Regions from separate parts of the Homo sapiens genome. Here all the other regions are linked to region 2. Evidence: chromatin contacts called from ENCODE Hi-C or POLR2A ChIA-PET data. All regions are on one chromosome and are shown on one strand. The core of a region is the stretch at or near the end of the contact, and the rest is flanking DNA. Distances in the headings are between cores, read along the strand shown. Region 1 has its middle 23 kb from the start of LINC02310. Region 2 holds the start of FRMD6 (FERM domain containing 6). Region 3 has its middle 52 kb from the start of LINC02310.

Region 1 (3,106 bases), core at 145-2,644, 230 kb after region 2:
CTTCTCAATCCTCAGATTCCTGAACCCTGTTTTCTTTCATTTCTGCTTTTGAGCTGGTCAGTTTTTGCTTAAGTGCTGTCTCCTAAAGCCTTGCAAAATGTAGCTGCTGTCAACACACATACAGTACAGTTGTCCCTCAGTATCTGTAGGGGATTGGTTCCAAGACTGTCATGGATACCAAAATCTATGGATGCTCAAGTCTTGAATATAAAAACAGCCGGCACAGTGGCTCACGTCTGTAATCCCATTACTTTGGGAGACTGAGGGGGTGGATCACTTGAGCTCAGGAGTTCAAGACCAGCCTGGCCAACATGGTGAAACCCGTCTCTACTAAAAACACACAAAAAAATTAGCTAGGTGTGGTGGGGCACACCTGTAGTCCCAGCTAATCGGGAGGCTGAGGCAGAAGAATCACTTGAACCGGGAGGCAGAGGCTGCAGTGAGTGGAGATTGTGCCACTGCACTCCAGTCTGGGTGACAGAGCGAGACTCCATTCAAAACAATAATAAAATAAAATAAAATGGTACCGTATTTGCATATAACCTACACACATCACCCTTTATACTTTAAATCATATCTAGATTACTATGATACCTAATACAATGTAAATGCTATGTAAATAGCTGTTTCACTGTATTGTTTAGGGAATGATAAGGAAAAAGTCTGTTCATGTTCAGTACAAATGCAAGCATCCATTTTTTTCCAAGTATTTTTGATATGTGGTTGGTTGAATCCATGGATGAGGAACTCACAGATGTGGAGGGCCAAGTGTACTAACATTCTTTTATTCCATTTCTTTCCTTAGAACTATAAGCCCAATAAGCATTTTGTCTAACTTAAAAGTTATCACTGACATTTTCCCAAATGTTTTGCCATTACTAGTCATAAGTCTCCATCCCTCTAACCCTCAATATCAGTTTTCTGGCTGCCTGCTCTCCAACTATGAAGACAGTACTGTATGTTTTAGTTTTTGTTGTTATAGTGCCCAAATTTTTTAACCACGTCTTGCATTAGTTCATATTAGCTGCTGTGACAATAGTAGTAGAGTGACTTTACATAATAGAAGTATATTTCTCTCTCATATACAGTCTTTGTTCCATGCAGTTATTCAGGGACTCTGAGAGATAAAGGATCTGTTACTTTATCTGTGACAAGGTTGCCTTGGGCCTTGACATGCAGACCAAAGAGCACATGCCTGGGAAGTGAATGTGCTTCACTTTCACGATATTTTATTAGCCAGAACTCAGTCGCACCTAAAAAGCGCAGGAAGTCACATGACTACACCTAACGAGGGCAGGAAGTCACATGACCACACCTAACGAGGGCAGGAAGTCCCATGACCACACCTAACGAGGGCAGGAAGTCCCATGACCACACCTAACAAGGGCAGGAAGTCACATGACTGTACCTAGCAAGGGCAGGAAGTCACGTGACTATACCAAATGAGGGAAGGAAGTCACATGAGTACACCTAACAAGAGAAGGAACTCACATGGCCACACCTAACAACACAAGAGATTGTAGACCTTTGTGGGTATTCTTTGAAAGAAAATCAAATAAGCTTGGAGATGGCTAGACAGTGTCTGAACTCATTCTACTAATTTCAGAGACTTTCAGATAGGTCTTCTGAAAGGAAATTAAATCTTGGGACCCCAAACTCATTAAGCCAAGTGGAAAAGTCAAGCTGGGAACTGGATCACACAAACCTGCCTCCCTCATTTGGTTCCTAAAGAAGATTGTTACAAGAGGAAAAGCTACATGCCTCCCCCATATTTTGCCCACAAGGAAATTCCTAGTGACCTGTAAGATCTTTTAAGGTGTTTCTGTTAAAATTTGACCATGGCAGCTGGGCATGGTGGCTAATGCCTGTAATCCCAGCACTTTGGAATTACAGGCAGGCAGATCACGAGGTCAAGAAATTGAGACCATCCTGGCCAAGATGGTGAAACCCCATCTCTATTAAAAATACAAAAATTAGTCCAAGATGGCCAAATAGGAACAGCTCCAGTCTGCAGCTCCCAGTGTGACTGACACAGAAGACTGGTGATTTGTGCATTTCCAACTGAGGTACCTGGTTCGTCTCACGGGGACTGGTTGGACAGTGGGCACAGCCCACAGAGGGTGATCTGAAGCAGGGCGGGGCATCACCTCACACAGGAAGCGTAAGGAGTTGGGGGATCTCCCTTTCCTAGCCAAGGGAAGCCATGAGAGATGGTACCTGGAAAAACAGGACACTCCCACCCAAATACTGTGCTTTTCCAATGGTTTTAGTGAATGGCACACCAGGAGATTATATCCCGTGCCTGGCTTGGTGGATCCCAAGCCCACAGAGCCTTGCTTACTTCTAGCGCAGCAGTCTGAGATCAACCTGCAAGGCAGCAGCCTGGCAGGGGGAGGGGCATCCGCCATTGCTGAGGCTTAAGTAGGTAAACAAAGTGGCCATGGAAGCTCAAACTGGGTGGACCCCACCACAGCTCAGCAAGGCCAGCTGCCTCTGTAGTCTCTGCCGCTGGGAGCAGGGCATAGCTGAATAAAAGGCAACAGAAGCTTCTCCAGACTTAAACGTCCCTGTCTGACAGCTCTGAAGAGAGCAGTGGTTCTCCCAGCACAGTGTTTGAGCTCAGAGAATGGACAGACTGCTTCCTCAAGTGGGTCCGTGACCCCCGTGTAGCCTAACTGGGAGAGACCTCCCAGTAGGGGCCGACTGACACCTCATACAGGCAGGTGCCCCTCTGGGATGAAGCTTCCAGAGGAAGGATCAGGCAGCAATACTTGCTGTTCTGCAATATTTGCTGTTCTGCAGCCTCTACTGGTGATACCCAGGCAAATAGGGTCTGGAGTAGACTTCCAGGAAACTCCAACAGACCTGCAGCTGAGGGACCTGAGTGCTGGAAGGAAAACTAACAAACGGAAAGGAACAGCATCAACATCAGCAAAAAGGACATCCACACCAAAACCCCATGATGATGGTCACCAACATCAAAGACCAAAGGTAGATAAAACCACAAAGATGGGGAGAAACCAGAGCAGAAAAGCTGAAAATTCTAAAAACCAGAGAGCCTCTTCTCCTCCAAAGGATTGCAGCTCCTCACCAGCAATGGAACAAA
Region 2 (3,145 bases), core at 562-3,061:
AAATGATTAGGTGCTGTGGTGCTGTTAAGTTTTATACTACAAAGGACATCAGCAAAGGCATCTGTTTTCCTGCCTCTCTTCTGGTCTTCTCCCCTCCCCCACTCTCCATCCTGTAGGTCCTGGTAGTTAAAATTTCTACAATAGTCTCATAATGCTCTAAATTCTAAAAAAAAATTTCTCATCCTTTAACACTGCTGAACCTAAATTCATGCACTGCTCTAAGAAGGAAACCCAAAAGTCACAAGCCTTTTTAATGACAGATGTATTACGGAAAATTTTCCCCACAAAGTTTTGATGCTGTGAAATATCAACTCCCTGAAATCACAGAAAGGAAATGACTTACATTCTTGGAAAATGAAGCCACTAGCAGCTTTCTCCAACAGCATTTTCTAAACCCCAAACTACACCCTGTGGCAAGAGGGAGTATTTCGTGCAAAAACTAAATTTAAATAGATGCTTATAAAACCCATAAACAAACATTGCCCGGTCCCAGAGAAGAACAGAAGGGAATCATACTCGGAAAATCCAGCAAGAGATACTTTTTCTCCACATTCAGAAATGCTGGAGAGCACAGGCTGGAAGTCAGAAGCAACCTGAGAACGCTTGCTGAAGTTTTCCTTCCCTGCTGTGAGCAATGCACAGCTCCTGAGGGAAATACTGGCAAAACAGATTTTGCGTAAAAAAATAAAAATGAAAAGGTGTTAAGGGGGAAAACGAGCTAATATTTCTTTGGACACTAGCTACACAACTACACGGCCTGAAAATCTGCCAGCTTTCAACTTTAAAATATGCTTATTTTGACATTTTCCCATCTATTCGTGCCTTTAAGAAAACGCCCGCACCATTAGGTTATGCTGTCCCAGGACTCGAGGTGTTGTTTTAATCTCTGTAGACTTTACACTTACACGGGTGGACCGCAGCTGTCCATACCTGACAGTGCCTGGCCCTCCCGGAGCCGAATCCGGTGCTCCTGTTCGCCTGGGGCTCCGCCAGCGCGCCGTAAGCTCCTCCAGAAACCCAAATTCTGCAGGCCGCACCCCCAACTCGTATCTCACCCAGGCCCCCGTCTGGCGCCGATCTGCCCCAGCTCAACCTCCGGCTCCGCAGACTAGGCACTTTCCGGGACGCGGGGCAGACCCTGCGCTCGGGTCCCTTCCCGCAGCCGGGCTGTCCGGCCTCTGCGCGCGCACAACAGGCGGCACGGCGCAGCCCCCGGGAGCGCGGGACTCGGGTGCTAGTCCCGGCGCCCAGCCACAGCGACACAGACCTGGGTGCCGGGGCCCGCCAGGGAGCCCTGTGATCCGGGGACCTCCGCGATGCAGAGAACCAGGGACCGCGCACGGAGCCCAGGCGCGCAGTCTGCAGCCAGGACCAGCCTCCCGCCCCCGCCGCTGAAGCCGCCCCGAGCTCCACGCCTCCCCCGCTGCCGGGCTCGGCTGCCCTAGGGCCTCGTCCGCCCGTCCCAGAGTGAGCGACCTCCGACTCACGGAGAAGCGACCTTACCACCGGTGCCCGACACCCAGAGCTAAGGGAGCGAGAAGAAGGCGAAGAAAGAGGCGGAGAGCGGTGCACTGCCTTCGCTGGGACTCGCGACTTCCAGAAACCCTCCCGAAACCCAGTCCCGCCGCCGCCCCGCCGGCAGGGGGCACAGCGGGCGTCCGGGGCGCGGCGGCTGAGCGATGGGGCGAGCGGAAAGGGCCCAGACGCCTGGTTCTTGTTCATACCTCGGAGAAAGTCTTGAGCACCAGGCGTTGGGCTCTCTGGTCACCCCTCTGACTCTTCCTACCGGCGCCGAGCCTGCCCCACTCCTCTCAGCCCCTTGGCCCCGCCAGCCAGAGGGGCGCTCCGCGTCCGCCCCGCCCCCCACCCACGCCTCCCGACCCGACCCGCCCCCCCGAATCCCCGCCCCCTGAGACCCCGCCCCCGACCCGCCCCAACTGGCCGCGGCGGCAGCCGAGCCGCGGGAGCTGCGCGCTGAGCTCGCGGCAGTACGGGGAGCGCCCGCCCGCCCCGCCCTGGACCCAACCAAGCGTCCCGCGGAGGGGTGCGGCCACTTGGGGGCAGGAGAAAGCGGAGTACGCCACCCCTCTAGGGACCCAGGAAGCGAGGCGAGCCTCAGGTGGACGCGGTGGTGTGGACCACGGCGATCAGGGCCTTTCCCCCTGCTGTGGAGACGGAGGTGCGAGGGGACGCCGGCGGCTCCCCACCTTCTGGCCGAGTGGCCTTCTCCGCCTCCGGCTGGACTCCCTCGGGGCGCTCCCTCCAGAGCCGAGTCGGGCTGGCCGGGGGCGGCTGTTTGGCCTGAGTGTCGTCTTACTAAAGCGGAACGCCGGAGGGGAGGCCACTCCGAGAGAAGGCGGTCCCCGGCGGAGGTGGCTTCGTGAATCCTGCAGCCCCCTGCCCGCCCGCCACTCGAGACGCCGCGCCTCGTGGGTTTCACGCTGGATGGAGGGGGCGCCGCCGAGGATGCCCAGCCTCCCCCTCTAATTCTACCTCTCCAGTTCCTCAGGTAGACACAGCCTCTGTCTGCTGTGGTTTTAGTGCCCATGGCCCCTCAGAAATTATTTTTGTCCCCTCCCGATAGTGGCTTTGGGGGATGGAGGGCGAGAGATGCAAAGGGCCAGTGGAAGATTTTTTATAGCACAAGGAATCAAGCCAGGAGATGGAGGTTTCATTGCCACCTCGGGGTCTGGGGAGGGGGCGAGCCACACCTCTCCGGTCAGTCTGCGCCCACCAGGACCTGCTGCTGGGAACCGCACACGAAAGGAGAGACACCCAGCACCTGGCCCCTAGACCCGCAGGGCGTCAACCTCCTGGGCTTCTGCCTTTCTAGGTTTCCTCTGACTTTGCTGACCCAATGACCCCTGGCCACGGGTGGCAAAAACGCCCTCACTGAGCCCTTCGCTAAAGGAGTGCCGGGGTTTATGTGTCTGGCTTTTAAAATGGGATGAGGAGACAAGGAAACAGGACCTGAGAAAGGACACTATCCAAAATCTGATGCTCTCAGAAGTCAACTTTAAAACTGCCCTGCTCCGCGGTGGCTCACGCCTGTAATCCCAGCACTTTGGGAGGCCGAGGCGGGCGGATCACGAGGTCAGGAGATCGAGACCATCCCGGCTAAAACGGTGAAACCCCGTCTCTACTA
Region 3 (3,185 bases), core at 123-2,622, 200 kb after region 2:
TCATGAGAGAGCACCTGTTACCATCTTAGCCCACATCTCACTGGGAGCCTGCATCTCTCCTCGACCCTGGTGGGGAACTGCTGGCAGAATCTTTTGAATGAGCTTCATTTGGAAGAGCTTCTAGGCATTTGTTTTTCCTTAAATAGTGAACTGATGGTTTAGAGACCAACTTGGTTGCCCCAGAATGTTTAGGGTAAACAAGAAACCCACACTGCCCAAAAAATTCTGGTCTGGTTTTCTGTCTAGATTTCTATCTAATATCTAAATTTTCATGCTGTAATTCCTATCCTCAATTTTTGAAACTCAAAGAATTTTATCTTAAATTTTCTTTCCTACATTTTCCCTGAAGAGCTCTAAGAGAAGATGGTAGTGATATTATCATCTTCAAACTAGCACTTTCCTCACTGCTATCTCATTTTCTTCTTACCTCTGTGGCAGTAAGTCACAGGATCTTGACACGAGAGATTCAATTTTATAAGTATATTGAATTTTTGCCACAGGTATGATTGTTTTCACAGTAAACAGACAACAATCACATGCACAGAGACATCTCAAGAGCTTTTTACATCTTAACTGTTAACAGCTTTATGAATTTTAATGGTTCAGGAAAAGTTTATTTTTCACCACAGGCCCAGATGGAAATCGCTGCCATCAGGAATAGCTGAAATCCCCAGCTGTGATAAAGGAGCAGATTTCTAGGCAGAGGAAATCAGAGTATGACCTACTGGTGCTGCCATCTGTTCCCCTATGTGGACCCAAGAGCTGGGGGGTTCCTGTGGGACCCAGGAACCATCAGCTGTGGGTTTGTGTTTTATTGGATTTAATTCAGCCAAGCTTCCTGACTTCCAGGCTTCCACAGTCACTCTTGAATGTTTGGCTCTATCAGATACTGCTACTATATGCTTTTTGATAATTTTTTATTAATAATAAAGTTAATTAAAATTAATTTAATTGAGAGAATTTGGTGACACTCTTTGGGATCACTACAGATACCACCCAACATACTCAATTCAGAATTGCCAAAGAGGGACTCCAGGGCCTCCTGCTGTTTCAGATGGCCTTCTCTGGAACAGTGGGCCAGCTCCTTCTTTGTGGCTTTGGAACTGTTCTGCAGCAGCACTGACAGACAAGAGAAGGTGCAGATTAGCCTGATAATCCCATAAGCTGTGATGGGAAAATCCACTGTGCACTGAGATTCCTTTCTCATTGGGTGGAATCTCAAAATCACCACCATGCTCTTTTGTTGAACTACCCTGAAGACTGATTTTCATGTTTCTCCTGAAGAACCTCCCACTGAAGAATGGCTAAATGCCAGACACTGACTGCCACAGGGAGAGCTTGGCCTTCCCACTATCCCTTTCCCTCTTGCCAAAAACACTCCAGGAAACTCCCTCTGAAGTCATGCATATCTTTTCTGGACTGTGACCCTGCCTGTGCATGACTGTGGCCACCAGCAGCTGGGTACAGCAACTGAGGGTCAGACATCTGCTCTGTAACAACAGCAGAGATGAATCTCTATTTTAATGAAACATGATGGGCTGCATGATTACAAGCAGCATCAGGTTTTTCTAAAGGCAGACTGCAGGCATTGTTTGCCTACCCTTGTCCCATTTACCTGGTGCCTGAGATGAGGTACCATGACTAGTCTGAACAAGCTTTTTGAGGCTTACCAAACTCCTTTTCCTTGGTGGTAACCTTCCTTCATGCATTTTTAAGTGAGAGAGAATGTCAAGATTATACCCACGACGAGCTGGGGGAGGTATCCAATTCAAATGTTTCATTTCCTGCCCCAAGTTTTATTGCATAAGTGGGATGGTATTTAGGAGTTTTATTTGAAGAAGAGAGACCCTGGCTTGGCCATGGTTTTTGAACACACGTGTCACATGCTTCTGCCTGACCTAACCTGCCCTTGAACTACAGACAGAGCAGTACAAGCCAACCAGTTCCATATGCCATTACTGTAAGCGCTAAATGACCATGGTCCCTCTTTCCTTGCCAATGGGTAACTAACTTATATTTCAGCATATATTTCTACCTCGGATTACACAGGAAGATCAGCTTAACAATTGCTTCTCAGACATGCCAACAAATTCATTTCAGCAAACACTATTTATCACCGGCTGTGTACTAGTCATGAAACCAAGATGAAATAGATGCAGTCCCTCACTGTAAGGAGCTTACAACTTTAATGTATGGAATTAGACACATGCACACCTAAATATAGATTAGTGAACTGGAACATGAATGCAAATAAATTATCCAGAATGCAACCCAGACAGATAAAGCAATGGAAATATTTGCTATAATGGTTAAAGACATATGGAGAATACAGTAAGAATGAATGCTATCTATATAATTGGAAATCCAGAAGGAGATGATAAAGAGAATGATCAAGAAATAATATTCAAAGAGATAATAACTGAGGATTTCTCAAACATTAGGAATTCCAAAAAATCCCAAATATATTAACTACAAGGAAATTTGCAAACAATCCATCATGGTGAGACTGTGAACACCAAACACAGAGATTATCTTAAAAGTATCCAAAGAGAAAAGACACATTTCCTACAAAGGAATAGCAATTAGAACAATACAAGCTTCTCTGTGATAGCATTAAGCCAGAAAAGACAGGGGAGTAGTATCTTCAAGACAGTACATAACTGCCAAGCTAGAATCATATGACGTCAAAGCAATAAGAAAATAATTTTGGCCATGATAGGGATTTAAAGTTATAAGTAAGGTGCTTTGAGAAAGCTAAGGGAGGAGCATTAATCGTGCATGGATGGTGGTGTTGAGGGGTGGGGAATGGAACAGATGTGAGTAGGATTGAGACAGCTGGGGAGTGAGGAGACAGGACTGCAGCCAGTGGTAGGATCCCTTTGTTTAAATGAGGAAAAGGCTCTACCTCAAATCCAACACAGTTCCACCCAAGGTGCCCAGAGTGTGGGCTGTAGGCGAGACGCCAATTCTTCCAGACTCTTCAGCTTGGTGGCCTTACATAAGGCACAGTCTGCACATTTGTAACTGCTGCCCTGAGGGGAGGTGCTCCAGATGGTGCAGTCTGAGCAAAGGCCTAGAGGTCCACATGGACATACTATGGTATGTTCAGGCAATAGAATGCCTCTGATAACTGCATCCCATAAGTACGACGTCTTCCTGGTGTTCAGGCTTGTGCACTGGACTGT

The links. Hi-C counts contacts between places; a loop is a spot of excess contacts on that map. ChIA-PET counts read pairs that join two places held with the same protein, here RNA polymerase II (POLR2A). Pooled maps may share reads with other maps.
Region 1: a loop to region 2 is called in a map of naive thymus-derived CD4-positive, alpha-beta T cell, with 5 times the contacts of the local background. The contact joins the enhancer-like site here to the promoter of FRMD6 in region 2. A Hi-C loop is called at or near these places in 4 of 168 maps with a recorded cell type or tissue (Right ventricle myocardium inferior, heart left ventricle, heart right ventricle and 1 more), 1 of 37 single-sample maps with no recorded cell type and 5 of 50 pooled maps. POLR2A ChIA-PET finds 5 or more read pairs at or near these places in 4 of 52 experiments (BJ, IMR-90, MCF 10A and 1 more).
Region 3: a loop to region 2 is called in a map of endothelial cell of umbilical vein, with 5 times the contacts of the local background. The contact joins the enhancer-like site here to the promoter of FRMD6 in region 2. A Hi-C loop is called at or near these places in 10 of 168 maps with a recorded cell type or tissue (Caco-2, IMR-90, MCF 10A and 7 more) and 6 of 50 pooled maps. POLR2A ChIA-PET finds 5 or more read pairs at or near these places in 4 of 52 experiments (AG04449, AG04450, BJ and 1 more).

What each region holds. Positions count from the first base shown.
Region 1 is chr14:51,418,184-51,421,289 of GRCh38, reverse strand. It overlaps a transcript of FRMD6 not described here. Among named protein-coding and RNA genes, the nearest start is that of LINC02310, 23 kb to the right of the region's middle. Within about 2 kb of position 1,394, at least 4 of the 41 ENCODE cell types and tissues checked have a DNase peak (open chromatin) inside an H3K27ac peak, as active enhancers do.
Region 2 is chr14:51,650,576-51,653,720 of GRCh38, reverse strand. It overlaps FRMD6 (FERM domain containing 6), which reads right to left and starts at 1,811. Exons shown (of 14, transcript NM_001267046.2): 1 at 1,725-1,811. It overlaps FRMD6-AS1 (FRMD6 antisense RNA 1), which reads left to right and starts at 1,977. Exons shown (of 1, transcript NR_037676.1): 1 at 1,977-3,145. RefSeq lists silencers at 1,038-1,187, 1,198-1,257, 1,268-1,357, 1,568-2,017, 2,148-2,217 and an enhancer at 2,190-2,808.
Region 3 is chr14:51,447,403-51,450,587 of GRCh38, reverse strand. It overlaps a transcript of FRMD6 not described here. Among named protein-coding and RNA genes, the nearest start is that of LINC02310, 52 kb to the right of the region's middle. Within about 2 kb of position 1,372, at least 4 of the 41 ENCODE cell types and tissues checked have a DNase peak (open chromatin) inside an H3K27ac peak, as active enhancers do.